Regions from separate parts of the Homo sapiens genome. Here region 1 is linked to region 2. Evidence: chromatin contacts called from ENCODE Hi-C or POLR2A ChIA-PET data. All regions are on one chromosome and are shown on one strand. The core of a region is the stretch at or near the end of the contact, and the rest is flanking DNA. Distances in the headings are between cores, read along the strand shown.

The links. A loop is a pair of places that touch in the nucleus more often than their neighbours do. ChIA-PET counts read pairs that join two places held with the same protein, here RNA polymerase II (POLR2A). Pooled maps may share reads with other maps.
Region 1: a loop to region 2 is called in a map with no recorded cell type, with 9 times the contacts of the local background. The contact joins two enhancer-like sites. A Hi-C loop is called at or near these places in 4 of 168 maps with a recorded cell type or tissue (A673, PC-9, endothelial cell of umbilical vein and 1 more), 17 of 37 single-sample maps with no recorded cell type and 20 of 50 pooled maps. POLR2A ChIA-PET finds 5 or more read pairs at or near these places in 12 of 52 experiments (HEK293T, MCF 10A, OCI-LY7 and 7 more).

The regions. Positions count from the first base shown.
Region 1 is chr10:61,985,267-61,989,385 of GRCh38, reverse strand. The region is part of intron 3 of ARID5B (AT-rich interaction domain 5B); the gene reads right to left. Among named protein-coding and RNA genes, the nearest start is that of ARID5B, 86 kb to the right of the region's middle. RefSeq lists enhancers at 974-1,223, 2,324-2,463, 2,463-3,125. Within about 2 kb of position 1,270, at least 7 of the 41 ENCODE cell types and tissues checked have a DNase peak (open chromatin) inside an H3K27ac peak, as active enhancers do; they include OCI-LY7, where a contact is called at or near this core.
Region 2 is chr10:62,241,650-62,245,732 of GRCh38, reverse strand. All of the region lies in intron 3 of RTKN2 (rhotekin 2), which reads left to right. Among named protein-coding and RNA genes, the nearest start is that of LINC02621, 15 kb to the left of the region's middle. Within about 2 kb of position 2,277, at least 12 of the 41 ENCODE cell types and tissues checked have a DNase peak (open chromatin) inside an H3K27ac peak, as active enhancers do; they include OCI-LY7, where a contact is called at or near this core.

The sequences.
Region 1 (4,119 bases), core at 21-2,520, 260 kb after region 2:
CAGCATTATTCAATAGAAACACAATGTGAGCCAACTTGTAATTAACACATTGAAAATGTAAACAGAAAACAGGTGAAATTAACTTTAGTAAGCTATTTTATCTAACCCAGTATATCCAAAATATTATTTTAACATGTGATCAATAGAAGTGATTACTGGCCGCACACGGTGGCTCACGCCTGTAATCCCAGCACTTTGGGAGGCTGAGGTGGGCGGATCTTGAGATCAGGAGATCGAGACCATCCTGGCTAATACAGCGAAACCCCGTCTCTACTAAAAATACAAAAAATTAGCCAGGCATGGTGGCACATGCCTGTAGTCCCAGCTACTTGGGAGGCTGAGGCAGGAGAATCACTTAAACCCAGGAGGCAGAGGTTGCGGTGAGCCGAGATTGCACCATTGCACTCCAGCCTGGGCGACAGTGCAAGACTCAAAAAAAAAAAAAAAAAGTAAAAGAAAAAAAAAGATTACTAGTGACATATTTACATTATTTTTTCATAGTAAGCTCTCAAAATATAGTGTGTATTTTACATTTATAGCATCTCTTGAAGTGGACAAGACACATTGCAAGGGCTTAGTTGTCACAGGTGGCTAGTGGCTACCTTATTGAACAGCATAGCTCTCTTTAGAGCGTCTGCCTGAAAAGAAATTTTAAAATCATTGTGTCCTGGGTCCGAAGAGGCACTTGGGAAAAATGAGGTTGTTCTGTGTACAGGTTCCTTTTGGCCAACTATCTTGAGATAAGATGTTCTGAAATATAGCTAGGAGAGGAGAACAGAACAGGAGGAAAAGCCTCACAGTGCCTGTTATTTCATTGTTCTGATACCCCAAAGCCCCAACAAAGACCCAAAGTTAGCAAGTATAGTTATTTTAGTAGAGATTCTCGCTTGCCACCTTTGGTTTCTGGTGAATAACAAAAATCAATTCAAAGTAAAATAATAATCTCTTAAAAGCTTCAACTGTTAAGACCTGGTGAGAGCCCTCTCCTCTGGGTTAAACATATCCTTCTGCTGTAACCAGCTACAGGTTCACTTGGTGCCATGTCCACAAAACCATCTGCTCTGTTTTCTGTCATGACACCCAGTTGTTCAGAATGGATATTTCTTTCTTTCTTTTTCTAGTGTGCACATTACTAAAAGTAATTTAACAGCTGAAAGAGATACTTATGAAACCTACTGGAAACTGAAACCACTATTTAATCTCACGGCAAAGCAGTCATATAAAAACTCCGGCACCTTCTAATGTGCTGTCACAGTGCACCATGGAAGAACATCATTGAAAGCTGATGATACAGATGTGCTCTGTTTTACTTCCTTTTTGTACAGGGTTAGTACTGAGTAAGCTGATGTAAGACAGGAGGAGGATGGCTCTAGTTTAGCCACCTTTCCCAAAGTACCTACCATCTGCTGAAAATCATTTCCACAGCAAATATCCCCTTTTCCCCAATCTCTAACATCCAAACCTACCTCTCTTTTCTCATAAAAGACAATAAACAAATTGCTCGTGACTACTATATTAATTCCAGTGATAGTTCTGTGGTTTCATACCATGAGTTACCAGTGCTACAGATCCCTGTTTCTGGGTATCTCTCAGATATTTCTTTAAGGTTATTTCTGTTTGAAAGGGTTGGCAAACTATGGGCCAAATTCAGCCCAACACCTGTTTTTGTAAATAAAGTTTTATTACAACATAGTCATGCACATTCATTTACATATTGTCTTTGGCTGCTTTTACACTACGACGGCACAGTTGTGTGATTATAGAGTGGTGCATTTGCCTCAGAGACCTTATGGTGCACAAATCTAAAATATTTACTATCTGGCTCTGCTGACCCTTGATCTAGAGAATATAGTCTTGCTGCCAGAAATCTGCTATTTTGGATCACGAATATCAGCTTAATTTCTAAGATACAGTTACTCTGTAACACTTGGCTGCATTTACTTGTTCAAGCTGGACTCTCCTTTCCAGAATATGGGTTCTTTGAAGGGCAGGAGCTAGGTCTGTAGCATGTCTGAATTCCTAACACCCTGGAAACAAGCGAAGCACATGATAGATTTTTAATTAATGTTGGTTCTTTTTCTGGTTATTCACTGTCCCTCTGTTCTCATCCTACTCCCGGATCTATTACCCATTCTTTCTTCCTTGCTCTGTGACCCCTGAATGTTGTATCATTGGGCTCCCTCATGGGCTGGCTGGCTTCTGCTTGTTCAGCCAATGGGAGACACCTAACAGATCGCATGTGGGAAAGAGTGAGAAGTTGTCATATTTCTTCTCTGCCCCATCTCTGCTTTGGCCTGGCAGCTCTGGCCAAGGCCACAGCTCCACCCTGACGGCAGCTTTCACCAGGTAGCACTATGTCTTCCTCTTGCTTCTTACTAGTGCCCAGATGTCTTCATGGTTCTTTTCACCCTAACCCCATCTCTATAGTCTTCCTTTGGTTCCTTTTGTTAAGCCTTGGGTTCCCAAACTGTAAAATGGACTTAAGAACAGTGACTTCCTGGGGGGTCTTTAACAGTAGTTAAAAGATGCAAAGTAGTCAGGCTAATGTAGCACACAGTGAACGCCCCGTAGGTACTTGTCTGATTATTGCTTTGCAAGCTGTTTTCCAAAGTATGCCAAGGAACACTAGTTCCTTGAGAAAGAAGGGAGTATGTTACCAAGGGTTATGTGGAAAAGGGGCACCACAGCACGGGAAACACTGAGTTTAACAAAAAGTTACACAAACAGCTTGGAGCCTTTAACATGCTAATGGACATTTTAATGCACAGGGGGGAAGATGCTGCTTTTTCTGACTTTATTTTACCATGAAATCCTCTCCCATCCGCTTCCTCACCCTCCCCCACTTTTTTGTCATTCATGGCTCACCTCAACAAGTTAGTGTTTCCCTGATCACATTTTGGGGACATAACACACCCGAATGTTGATTACAGCAATTGCCCTGCTCCCTTCAGCTCTCCTTCTCAGCACACACAGCCAGCTTAACACTGTATAATTACAAATAGTTTATTATGCATGGTATAATCACTCATCTGTATAACACTCCCAAATTTATAAAGCCCTTTCATGTGCTTAGATTCATTCAATCCTCCTAGAATCTCTCTTAGGGTCTGTCAAGAATAGTCCCATTTTATACAGGAGGACACAGGCAGCTCAATGAGGTGAATGACTTGCCCAAGGTCATCCAGCTAATGGCAGGGGCAAGTTGCCTGGCACTATTTTAAATCTCACACTGTTCTCAACACACCCCAGCTGCCTTCTGCTTGACTCTGAACCTCTGAGAAGAGCCCTGTCAGATTCATGGTATTCCCAGGTACCTCTCAGAGACCCTCCAGTGGGCTGGTGGCTTTGAGAATTCTCGTGATTTTTATGAGACGCAAATTTCTGGTTTCAGATTGCAGTATTAAAGAATCTCTTCCAGTCTTGTGTTCAAAACAATCCCTAAGTGAAGCTTGGTGTTGCCTTATTTGGAAGATAATCTCAAAAACAGATGACCATTGCACAGAACACACCTCGCCAGCACAATTCTTTACTTTTAACCCCTTAGAAAGCACATTTCAGCCTAAGTGAAGACAATGGTATTATTATTTCTCTCTATTACTTCTCCTCTTTTGATCCCGGGACAAAGATCCACAACCACCTGATTCTCATCATACACACGTAGCTCACACAATTGCACCCATTGTATCCTCAAAAAGATAAGATTAAAAATGATACGATTACATATATGTAATTTAATGTTTTTTAGGACACTCACAATGCAACCATCACTCCAATCAATTTAGAACATTTTCATCACCCCAAAAGGAAACCTCATACCCATTAACACCCTGGCAACTACTCATCTACTTTCTGTCTGTATAGACTTGCCTATTCTGGACATTTCATATAAATGGATTAACATAATATGTGGTTAAAAAAAAAGGATTTAACATCAAAATGGTCTTCCATCTATTGGCTGGTCAGACACCAAGGGAATACCTTCTGTGGATTAAGAAGTAGCAGGTGGCAAGAGGATAAAGACCAAAAGCCACCATCCCTCTTTAAAGAGGGGTGTATAGCCTAGAAAAGGTGGTGGGCATGTGAACAGATGTATTAAGTTGGTGCAAAAAGTAATTGCGG
Region 2 (4,083 bases), core at 1,028-3,527:
TACAGACTCAGAGGCTAAGTGACTGAGCTAGGCCAAACCCAAGTCTTTTGACTCTGTTCCTTTCCTGCTCAGAAGCTATAATAATGTTTTTAATGTTTTGTCTAGGTCAGAAGTTCCATGAGGTTTTGGTACCATGTTTATTTTGGTCATCACTTTACACCCAGAAGCTAGCATGGTGCTTGGCTCATAGTAATTGCTCAGTGACTCTTGGATGGATGGCTGCTCTTCATTGCCTGTAGTGTAAAGACCAAACATTTTTCTCCAGTCTTCCATTTTGACCCAATTTTTTTTCTAGTCATATCTTCTATTACTCCTAAACATAAGCTGTCGCCTTTAGCAGACATTTCTCTCCTTGTCCTGGCAACATAACCCATGCTTCTGACACCCAATTAGCTTGTGAAATAACTACATTCTCTTAAATATCTGTTTGTTTATCTATATATAATATAATCTCTGTTACCGTTCCAACTAGAAAGGATGTTTCCTTTCTCTCAATTCCTAATGCAGTTAGGAGACCCTTCACCACTAGATGGCACTTATGCTGTGCAGTCTCAGTTTCTCCAAAGTGTTCAGGAAGCTAAAGACAATGGCTTGGAGATGCCACAGATTGAAATGAATACATGGCTGACTCGTGTGTACACTAGTCAGATAATGCACTTTTACAAATATTTTCTTATCAGTACATTTTTGAAACAATAGTATATACCTCCATTGGTCCTTAAGTAATCACTAGGTTATTGGCTAAAAGTCTTGTACTAGAGAGCCTGCTGCTACATTTGAGGTACTGTCACCTAAGGAACTGTTTCTAGTAATATTTTTCTGGATAAACAAAATTATCACACAGGACGGTAGACCTACATTTTACAAAGTACGTAAATGGCCAAAATCTGAAGAATTGCATTCAGCTAAGCAAAATATTCTTCAGAAAATAACTGGAATATGTAAAAATTTGTTGCTTGTTTTATAGTTATTTATATTTGTTTTTATCTTTATAATACAAAACAAAACATGTTTTATCCTTGTATTCTTTTGCTATCAAACATGTATTTTTATGTGGTATTGTTCATTATGTGCAATAAATTTTTTGTGAATAAATTACTATAGATCTTTGAGATTTTATAAAAACTAAACATATCCTTCATTTCTTGCTTCTAATATAGTGTCACTCAGTATATAAATGACATATGTTAAGTTGCTGTTAAACACTCAAATGCCATGATAGTCAACATCTATTGTCATTTCATAACAGTTTATTGATTGTAGCAATTCATAATATTAGAAATAACTGTACATTTAGAAGGAGGCTCAAGTAAAAGTATTTAAAATAAAATAAAAAACTATTTCCTGCCCACAATTACTCAAGTGTAAAAATTGAACTTATTTCTGCATGTGTTTCTTCTTTCCAAAAGATAATTTTAAATTAAGGAACGGAAACTCTGAGAAAATCGGATACTTACGTAATGTCTTTTCATCTTTGCCTAGACTTAATTATATCTTGTATGTGTTTGTAAAAACAAAATAAAAAATGAATTCACCTTTATAAATCCATTTTTTCTTGATATTGGGATGAAAATGTGACCTTTGTTTTGGTAAAGATGAATATTTGCAACAAAGTGTCATAATGTTTTGAGATTACATTGATAGCCAGAAAATACCTGGGTTTTCTGTTTCCAGCTACATCACTCCCTGGCCAGGTCTTTATGAAACTAAATCACAAATTTATTATTTCTGCTGAACATCAAATATTTACCATATGTAAATGTAGTATTTACCGTAATTATATTGTGGTAATTAGCTTAGTCACCGACTACTAATTTAATGAATAAACCAAATCAGTTCACCAAGTACCTTAGTTTTCACTTTTGAAAATGATAGACAGACTTCTGGGACTTGATAGCATCAAGTCAGCTGTCTTATTATGACTCTCCCAGTTTACCATTAAAATGGCAATGAAGACATAAAACAAGACAAAAGTTAGAGTACTGTAAACTGAAACTGAGCCATTTGCAAGAATCTGGAAGGAAGTTCTATCATTGGAAGCTGAATTCAGAAATAGAGTTGATGGGTTACAAATCCATTGCTATCTGAAGAGCACAAGACTACCTGGAAAATCGGTATCCAGCTTCTCCTCTTGTGGAGCTGATATCTACCCTCCTCTCTTCGGCATGGGATAGAAGAAGGCTGACCCACAGGTTGTGGGTGTACAGCAAAGGAAGTCAGGATCCATGTCCCTCCCATGATAGTGTAAATAGTTAATGCTCTGTTAATCCTAACAGAGCAAGAACAGCTGTGAATAAGTACAGTTGTGAAATGAAATGAGTCAGCAGCTGTGGTCAAGCAAGAAGAAGTGGACTTTTTGGCAGGATATCAGCCAAGTCATAATTACAAAACAATAAAGCATTCTCATAAAAATCAAAAACAAAATTACAATGTCTGTTATGCCAATATAATTTAACAATTTTAGAAGTTCTAGCTAAAATAATAAGAATAAAAGATGAAACTATTGAAAATAAATTCATAGGTGGGAATTGAGCAATGAGAACACATGGACACAGGAAGGGGAACATCACACACTGGGGACTGTTGTGGGGTGGGGGGAGGGGGGAGGGATAGCATTAGGAGATATATCTAATGCTAAATGATGAGTTAATGGGTGCAGCATACCAGCATGGCACATGTATACATATGTAACAAACCTGCACGTCGTGCACATGTACCCTAAAACTTAAAGTATAATAATAATAAAATTTAAAAAGTAAATAAATAGATAAATTGAATACTGTTTGAAGATAATAGATTGTAGGCCCAGCACAGTGGCTCATGCCTGTAATCCCAGCACACTGAGAGGCCAAAGCAGGCAGATCACTTGAGGTCAGGAGTTCGAGACCAACCTGGCCTACATGGTGAACCCCTTGTCTCTACTGAAAATCAAAAAATTAGCCGGGTGTGGTGGTGCATGCCCGTAAACCCAGCTACTCCAGAGGCTGAGGCAGGAGAATCACTTGAACCCCGGGGGCAGGGGTGGTAGGGGAGGATGGAGGTTGCAGTGAGATCGCACGATTGCACTCCAGCCTGGGTGGTAGAGCAAGACGCTGTCTCAAAAAAAAAAAGGTAATAGATTGTAGACTTACAAAACTTAAGAGAATTTACTGCAACACTATTTGAATGAATAAAGAATTCAGTAAAAGTGGCTGGATTCAAGATAAATATACAAAAAGTGGTAGTTTATCTTAAAATCAACAATAACTAATTAGAAAATATAATAGCAAAAAGATACCCTTTACAAGAAAACCTCCAAAAAACAAAAATATTAATTATTCAAGAATAACCTTAATAAAAATGTAAAGACAAATTATTATGCTATTCTGTGTAAAGATAGAATATTATAAAGTTATCAGTTCCCAAATTAATTTGGATAATGGAATACTAATAAAACACTTGGGAAAGGGAAATTTTGACAAAATTTGTTCTAAAATTTATATAAAGAAATTAGCAAGTAAGAGTAAGGTGTTTTCAAAAAAGAAATATATCTAACAAATTAGTAAGTATATTATAAAGGTACAATAGTTAACAGTAGTATAGTGTTGCCAGGCATGGTGGCTCATGCCTGTAATCCCAGCACTTGGGGAGGCCAAGGAGGGCAGATTGCTTGAGCCCAGAAGTTGAAGAACAGCCTAGCAAACATAGTGAACTCTGTCTCTACAAAAAAAAAAAAAAAAGTATAATAATTAGGCAGCCAGGCACAGTGGCTCACGCCTGTAATCCCAGCACTTTGGGAGGCCTAGGCAGGCGGATCACGAGGTCAGGAGATCAAGACCATCCTGGCTAACACGGTAAAACCCCATCTCTCCTAAAAATAGAAAAAAATTAGCCAGGCGTGGTGGCACATGCCTGTAGTCCCAGCTACTCGGGAGGCTGAGGCTGGAGAATCACTTAAACCCAGGAGGCGGAGGTTGCAGTGAGCTGAGATTGTGCCACTGCACTCCAGCCTGGGCAACAGATGGCACACACCTGTAATCTCAGCTACATGGGAGGCTTAGGTGGGAGGTTTGCTTGAGCCCTAGAGTTCAAGGCTGCAGTGAG